Regions from separate parts of the Homo sapiens genome. Here region 1 is linked to region 2. The links are chromatin loops, found by intact Hi-C in ENCODE. Cell type or tissue: PC-3. All regions are shown on one strand. Region 1 overlaps COG5 (component of oligomeric golgi complex 5). Region 2 overlaps COG5 (component of oligomeric golgi complex 5).

Region 1 (4,000 bases), 97 kb before region 2:
CAGGGTCTTATTCTGTCATCCAGGCTGGATTGCAGTGATGTGATCCTGGCTCACTGCAGCCTTGAACTCCTGAGCTAAAGCAGTCTCCTGCCTCAGCCTCCAAAGTAGCTGAGACCACAGGCACATGCTCCCACACTCAGCTAATTTTTTAAATTTTTGTGTAGAAACGGGGGGGGTCTCGCTGTTGCCAAGGATGGTCTTGAACTCCTGGCCTCAAGCGATCCTCCCACCTTGGCCTCCCAAAGTGTTGGAATTACAGGTATGAGCCACTGCACATGGCAATAACATTTCTGACTACCGTTTGATAATTAAAATTAACATTCTATCTTTTTATATTTTGGTAGGAGATATAGATTTACTATTATATAGTATAGTATATGTACATATACTATTATATATGTGTATATATAGGGATACATCATACATACACAGCATATACATATCTGTATAAATAGATGGGTATATAGATATAGAAAATCATTGCTTTAACATACTATCTTACCCCAAATCCACCTTTTTATTATTATCTTCTATACTTTCCCATTCCCTCTGAATCTACTTTATATCTCTTTATGTCTCCCAAGGACTTTTCACATCCTTTCTTGTTCCAACAGCTATGTGTCCTTCTTAGTACATCTCTTTAGTAGCTGCCTCTAGCTGTTAATTTAGACCAGTCCTTGGGATGGATTGATTGATTTATTCAACAATTGTATTAGGATATCAGGGTTCTTCAGAGAAACAAAAGCAACAGGAAATGTTATATATTTGTATGTAGAAAATAAGGAATTGGCCAATGGGATTATGGACACAAGTCTGTAGATCTGTAGATCTGTAGTTGGCAAGCTGGAAAGCCAATGATGTAGTCCCAGTCCAAAGGCCTGCAGGCTCAGACCTAGAAAAAGCTGGCGTTTCAGTGGTGGCGTGTGCCTGTAGTCCCAGGTACTCAGGAAGCTGAGGCAGGAGAATCGCTTGAGCCCGGGAGGCGGAGGTTGCAATGAGCCAAGATCACACCACTGCACTCCAGCCTGGGCGACAGAGCGAGACTCCGTCTTAAAATAATAATAATAAAAACATAATAAAATAATAAAAATAAAATAAATTGTTTTCTGTTTCCAAAAAGTTTCCTTAAAAATATTTCTACTATTGTTTTAACTAGTGAAATTTCTTAAGAGTTTTATGGGGGAAAGAATCTCAGGCTATGATAATTGTACTAAAATGTGTATTAGAATAACTTTTTTAAATAAGGGAAGTAACTAATTCATTTTCCCTGTCCCCCATCTCTTGGCAATTACCATTATTCTTTCTGCTTCTAAGAGTTTGACTATTTTAGCTACTTCATATAAGTAGAATCTTGCAGCATTTATCTTTTTGTGACTGGCTTGTTTCACTTAGTGTAACATCTTCAAGGTTCATTCATATTGTAGCATATGATAGGATTTCTTTCTTTTTTAAGACTGAAGAGTGTTCTATTGTAAGTACAGTCATACACCACATAATGACATTTCAGTCAATGACAGGCTGCACATACAACTGTGGCCTCATAAGACTGTAGTACTGTATATTTGCTGTGTCTTTTTGATGTTTAGATACACAAATGTACTATTGTGTTACAATTACCTACAGTATTCATTACAATGACATGTACAAGTTTGTAGCCCAGGAGTGATAGGCTATCACATAAAGCCTGCTTGTGTAGTAGGCTATCCCTTCTAGGTTTGTGTAAGTACATTCTGTGATTTTTGCACAATGACAGAATTGCCTGAGGCATTTCTCAGGCACATTCCTATCATTCAGAAATGCATGACTGAATGAATATACTACATTTTCTTTATCCATTCATTCTTTGATAGACATTTGGGTTGTTATCATCTCTTGGCTTTTATGAATAATGCTGCAGTAAACATGAGTATTCAAATAAATCTTCAAGATCCTGCTTTCAGCTCTTTTACTTATATACCCAGAAGTGGAATTGCTGGATCATATGGTAATTTTGAGCAACCTCCCTAATGTTTTCCATAGTGGCTACACTATTTTACATTTCTACCAACAGTGCACAAAATTTCCAGTTTCTCCACATCCTCGCTGAGACTTGTTATTTACCAGTTTTTTATAGTAGCCATCCTAATGGATGTGAGATGACATCTCAGTATGGTTTTGATTTGCATTTCCATGATAATTAGTGATATTGAGCATCTTTTCATGTGCTTGTTGGCCAGCCATTTATTTATTTGCTTTGGAGAAGTGTCTACTCAAGTCCTTTGCCTGTTTTTTAATCATGGTATTTGTTTTTTTAATTGTTGAATTGTCAGAGCCATTTATATATTCTGAATATTAACTCCTTATTAGATATATGGTTAGCAAATGTTTTCCCCCATTCTGTAGGTTGCCTTTTTACTCTATTGATTGTTTCCTTTCCTGCACAGAAAATCTCAAGTTAGGTATAGTCCAGTTTGTCTATTTCTGCTTTTGTTGCCTGTGTTCATGGTGTCCTATACAAGAATTATTGCCAAATCCAGTGTCACAGAGCTTTTCTCCTATGTTTTTTTTCTAGGAGTTATAATTTCAGGTCTTAGGTTTAGGTCCTTAATCCATTTTGAGTTAGTTTTTATACATGGTATGAGGTAAAGTTTCAACTTTATTCTTTTGCATGCGTATATCCAGTTTTCCCAGCAGCATTTATTGAAGAGACTGTCCTTTTCCTATTGTGTAGCCTTGGCACCCTTGTTCAAGATTGTATGACTGTATACTTGATCGTTTATTTTTTTGTCTCTCTACTCCATTGGTCCCTATGTCTGTCTTTATGCTGGTACCATACTGTTTTGATTCCTGAAGCTTGGTAATATGGTTTTTTCCATTTGGATGGGTTTTATTTGGGTTTTTAGAGATAGGATCTCCCTTTGTTGCCCAGGCTGGCTGCAAACACCTAGGCTCAAGCAATTCTCCCACCTCATCCTCCAAGTAGCTGAGACTACAGGTGTGTTCCACTGCACCTGGCTCTGTAATATGTCTTGAAGTCAGGAAGTCTGAGGCCTCTAGCTTTGTTTGTTTGTTTTTTCCCTCAAGAAAGATATTTGGATATTTGGGATCCCTGGAGATTCTCTATTAATTTTAGTATTTTTTTATTTCTGCAAAAATGCCATTGAGATTTTGAGAATCTGCAGATCATTTGGGGAGTATGGACATTTTAACATTATTAGGTCTTCCAACCCATAACACAGTATGCTTTCCATTTACTTGTGTCTTCTTTAATTTCTTTCAACCATATCGTGTAGTTTTCAGTATACAAGTTTTTTACCTTCTTGAATAAGTTTATTCTTAAGTATTCTTTTGGATACTGTTATAAAAGTAGGGTAGTTTTCTTCATTTTTTTCTGGCTATTTCATTGTTAGTTTGTAGAAACACACTAATTTTTATGTGTTGATTTTGTAGGCTACAACTTGGCTGAATTCAGTTATTATTTTAACAGGCCTTTTTGAGGAGTCTAGGATTATCTACATACAAGATCATATCATCTAGAAACAGATATAATTTTACTTCTTCCATTCCAATTTGGATGCTTTTTATTTCTTTTTCTTGCTTGGTCCTTCTGGCAGGACTCCTAGTACTATATTGTATAGAAGTGGTAAGAGTGGGCATCCTGGCCTTGTTCCTGATCTTAGAGGGAAAGCTTTCTGTTTCGCACCATGGAGTAGGATGTTAGCTGCAGATTTTTCTTATGTGGCCCTTATTATGTTGATGTAATTTCCTTCGAGTCCTAGTTTGTTGAGTGTTTTTATCATCAGATGGTGTTAAATTTTGTTTAATGCTTTTTCTGCATTAATTGAGACGACCATGTGGTTTTAGTCCTTCATTCTGTTAATGTGGTATATTATACTTCCTTAACATGATGAAAAGCATCTACTTTAAACTAAGATATGCAAGACATAATACATAAAATCTTAGGAATCTGAATGTATTTTCTGATCGTTGCATAAGAAATCAACAATGATTTGATTTGCCT
Region 2 (4,000 bases):
GGTCATATTTTCTCATATCGTAACTTTTTCCTAGCCATTTATTTGTTTTAACATTTGGTCCTGCTCAAGTGCTAAGGCAAAGGTTGTCTTTGAAGACAGTGATTCCACTAGAGTAGTTGAGAAATTGACAAAAACACTTCGTGAAAAATATATAATTTCAGTATGTAAAAAACCATTATATAGAGAGAGGTATTTGAATGGAATTATATCAAAGATACAGTGATAATCACATTTTTCCTTTGTGCTCAGTGTAAAGTAAGTGACACATATGGAAAGAAAACAGAAATTCCTACCCAGTGAATAAATGAAACAGGTTCCAAAGAACAGCCTATCACCTACTGTCTTTTGAGTTGGGCACACTGGCTCACAGCTGTTCTGTTTTGCATTGTTGGCAAGAATCCTTTTTCTTCCTTACATTTTTATCTTTATATTTATTTATGATTCTTCATTTTATAGTTTCCCAGCCATATAAGGTTTCCTTCTAGGACATGCAGTATGCAATCCATGTCTTTAATATGTTATGAGAGAAATTAACCTGGTTACTGTTCATCCTCAAGACCATCCCAAGGAAGCTTCTCCAACTCTCTCGACACTGAGGTCATAAGTTTGACATAGCACTTATCATTTTGCTTAATAAGAATCATTATGTGTGTATGTATGTGTGTTTATATATGTTTATATGTGGACATATACACAAATACTTTTGATTTTGTTGATAATCATATTGTTTTAATAAATAAATATCCCCTTCATTAAATTTGAGAATTTAGTGAAGGCAAGATAGTCTAATCATCTAATCATCTAATCCTCATATCTAGCTTGGTACCTAGCACTAAGGCAGTCAAAATGTTTCTCAAATGAGTGATCGATTGGGTCTCTATAGTGTACCCATGGCAAGGAGATTTTAAGCAATTTTTTGTAAGGGTGGCCAGCAGGACAGAAGCCTTAAATCATATGTGCTTCTTGAAGAAAGGTGCTGTACTATCAGGGAGCAGCCTATTCTCAACCATTTTCTAAACCATTCTTTACCAGGGCGCTATTTATAGCAAGAGTGGAGAAGCAGTCTATCACCTGAGTAGCACATATGCAAAAAGTTCGCATATGCACTTGGTAGAAAAGAACAGGTAACCTAATTAATGACAAGTAGAATTTCCAGTCAAAGGAGGAAAATAAAGAGAAGTGAAACCAAGATTTGCTAAATTCTTGAGTTAGGTAGCATATTAATTTATTAATAATTGAAAAGAGAAAAATTTTTAAACACTGATAATAATTGCTGACAATTAACAGCACTTATATGCTATGCACATAAAGCTTTGTGGGATTATCTTTTAATTTGCATTATTCTATTAAGTAGGTATTATTATCTCCATTTTACAGATGAGAGACCTGAGACTTAAAGAGGTGAAGTAACTTATCCAGGGTCACAAACTAGTAACTAGTATCAGCATTTGGAATGCTGATATAGATGTGCTACTAAAAGCTCCAGAGTTAGTCCTTTTAATTACTTGAGCCACACTGACTGATAAAAATTGTCATCATTTATATTGAATGTAAAAAGACTTGTAATGCCTAAAGTATAGGCATGCAGTCTTGAAAATTTTCCTTTTCCTTATTTTTCAATGGATAAATGATATAAACTTTTTCCTTTTATATAACAAAAAATGTTTTTTTTTTATTTTCATGAAGGAATTGTCTCATCTTGGGCCCTCTTAGTAAATAAATGCAAAAATTATGTAAGTGCTTACCTTTTAATAAATTTAGTTGGCCATCACAACTTGCCTTACAGTCCAGATAAAATTAAGTTTACTGCAAGCTACAACTTTCTGTGATCCGGGTCTTTCCCAAATTCCCCTAATGATTCTGACATTACAACAATGGAGTATATTTTAATATTTCAGATGGAGTTGGCTGTGGGTCCATTCTGTAGACGAGTATCTGATTTAGGAAAGTCCTATCGGATGCTGAGATCATTCAGGTAAGACCGAATTCTTTGTTCATACATTCATATCCTCCAGGCAAATAAATCCTTTCTGTGCAGGTTGAACTTCATAAAATTGCCAATATTCAACCATTTTTGATCTACAACAATGGCAATTTCATGATTCATCTTAGAAAGTATTCAAATCAGAAACCCATATAGATATTTATGTAATGACTAATAAATTAGAGGGTATGTGTATTTTCTTAGTCACAGTTCACAAGATTAAGCTGGTAAATTATGCTTTTCTTGGGGAGAATTTTTTTTTTTATTTTTAGCTTCCGATTCTTATAGAAATGTAATACTAGGCAATTCATAATTATATAGACAAGTTTTTCTGAAATGTTCATTTGTTCATTTATCATTTTTAACCCAGTCTGCTTCTAACAGGTCATAAGTTACATTCCAAGATATGGATATGATAAAACTATTGAATGAAGTATTAAAAGAATCAAGTTCATGGCTGAGCACGGTGGCTCATGCCTATAATCCCAGCACTTTGGGAGGCCGAGGCAGGTGGATCATCTGAGGTCAGGAGATCAAGACCATCCTGGCCAACATGGTGAAACTCTGTCTCCACTAAAAATACAAAAATTAGCTGGGCATGGTGGTGCACACCTGTAGTTCCAGCTACTGGGGAGGCTGAGGCAGGAGAATCGCTTGAACCAGGGAGTCAGAGGTTGCAGTGAGCCGAGATCACGCCAGTGCACCCCAGCCTGGCGACAGAGTGAGACTCTGTCTCAAAAAAAAAAACAAAAAAAAAAAACAAAAACCAAAAAAAAAACAGAAGAATCTAGTTCAATGATGAAGTGCAGAGAATGACTATAAATGTAATAGGTAACTTAGCCTAATGCAGTTGAGCAAAAAATTTAGTACTGAGCGGAGAAATCACTTTACAAAGAAACACAAGAGTTGATTCATATTCATGATCTAACAGAATACCAGTATAATAGAGAGAAAAGTCCTTGTCAGTGCTGAACACTTAGATTTTTTTCAGCTCAGATTTTAAGGAACGTTGAATAACATTGAGTAATGACTGTGGTCTTTACTAGCCGATTTTTAGAAGATAAGGAGATGTTATTCATATGGCTGTTTATTTAGTAAATCAGAACTTTATAAGTTGTTTACATCATAGCACAAACAGAAGAAGATATTTTGTTTTTTGAGATGGAGTCTTGCTCTGTCACCAGGCTGGAGTGCAGTGGCACGATCTTGGCTCACTGCAACTTCCACCTCCCGGGTTCAAGCGATTCTCCTGTCTCTGCCTCCTGAGTAGCTGGGATTACAGGAACACGCCACCACACTCAGCTAATTTTTGTATTTTTAGTATAGACGGTGTTTCACCATGTTGGCCAGGATGGTCTCGATCTCCTCTCCTCGTGATCTGCCTGCCTCGGCCTCCCAAAGTGCTGAGATTACAGGCGTGAGCCACTGCGCCTAGCCGAAGAAGATATTTTCATTTAAAAAGGTGGCCAACCCTAAGGGCTGAGGGGATCAACATAATATTTTGTGACCACAGCATACCAGATGGGAGGCCTTTATATAAACTGTCCATAATATCCAAGTGCATAATGGTTGAAGATTTCTCAATAAGGATAAGATAACAGAGTACAGGTATGCAGCTTTCTAAAAACCAACTCAGTACTGGAAACTAGAGGATCAATAAGCAGTATGTCCTTTAAATGATCGCTTTGCTCTCTTCTGTCATCAAGCTTTGGTAGTAGAAACTTCTGGTGGAATATAAGAAATATAAGAATCCAATATTGTTGATTGAGAGGGAATCCGTATATTTTACCTCGCCTGTTTGTAATTAGCACAGGCCTTTTTTTTTTTTTAATGGCAACACAAGAGTCTGGATTTTATTTTTTCTCAAATGAAAGATCACTGCCCATCTGTACAGAGATGAGTTTTAGGAAAACTTAAAGTGAGATCACAAATGCTTTCAGATACCTTCTTTGTATCAGCTCAAATCTTTTTAAAACTGTTTAAGTATTTTGTTGAAGCTATAGAGTTCTGCACTAC

Evidence for each region. Peaks named below come from ENCODE experiments on the same cell type or tissue, not always from the same donor. Only the 100,000 strongest peaks of a DNase experiment are listed, where the experiment ranks them.
Region 1: it touches region 2 in a loop (2.2-fold over the local background); 1 of 110 quality-filtered maps calls a loop at or near these places.

Annotation. Positions count from the first base shown.
Region 1 is chr7:107,325,891-107,329,890 of GRCh38, reverse strand. The region is part of intron 10 of COG5 (component of oligomeric golgi complex 5); the gene reads left to right. Among named protein-coding and RNA genes, the nearest start is that of GPR22, 140 kb to the left of the region's middle. In PC-3, no CTCF peak of the experiment used is centred here; a DNase peak (open chromatin) is centred at 1,750; H3K27ac peaks cover 1,091 bases.
Region 2 is chr7:107,228,590-107,232,589 of GRCh38, reverse strand. COG5 (component of oligomeric golgi complex 5) reads left to right here. Exons shown (of 22, transcript NM_006348.5): 19 at 1,899-1,975. The region is part of intron 2 of LOC124901721 (a long non-coding RNA gene); the gene reads right to left. Among named protein-coding and RNA genes, the nearest start is that of HBP1, 62 kb to the right of the region's middle. In PC-3, no CTCF peak of the experiment used is centred here; DNase peaks (open chromatin) are centred at 2,029 and 2,999; H3K4me3 peaks cover 550 bases; H3K27ac peaks cover 3,455 bases.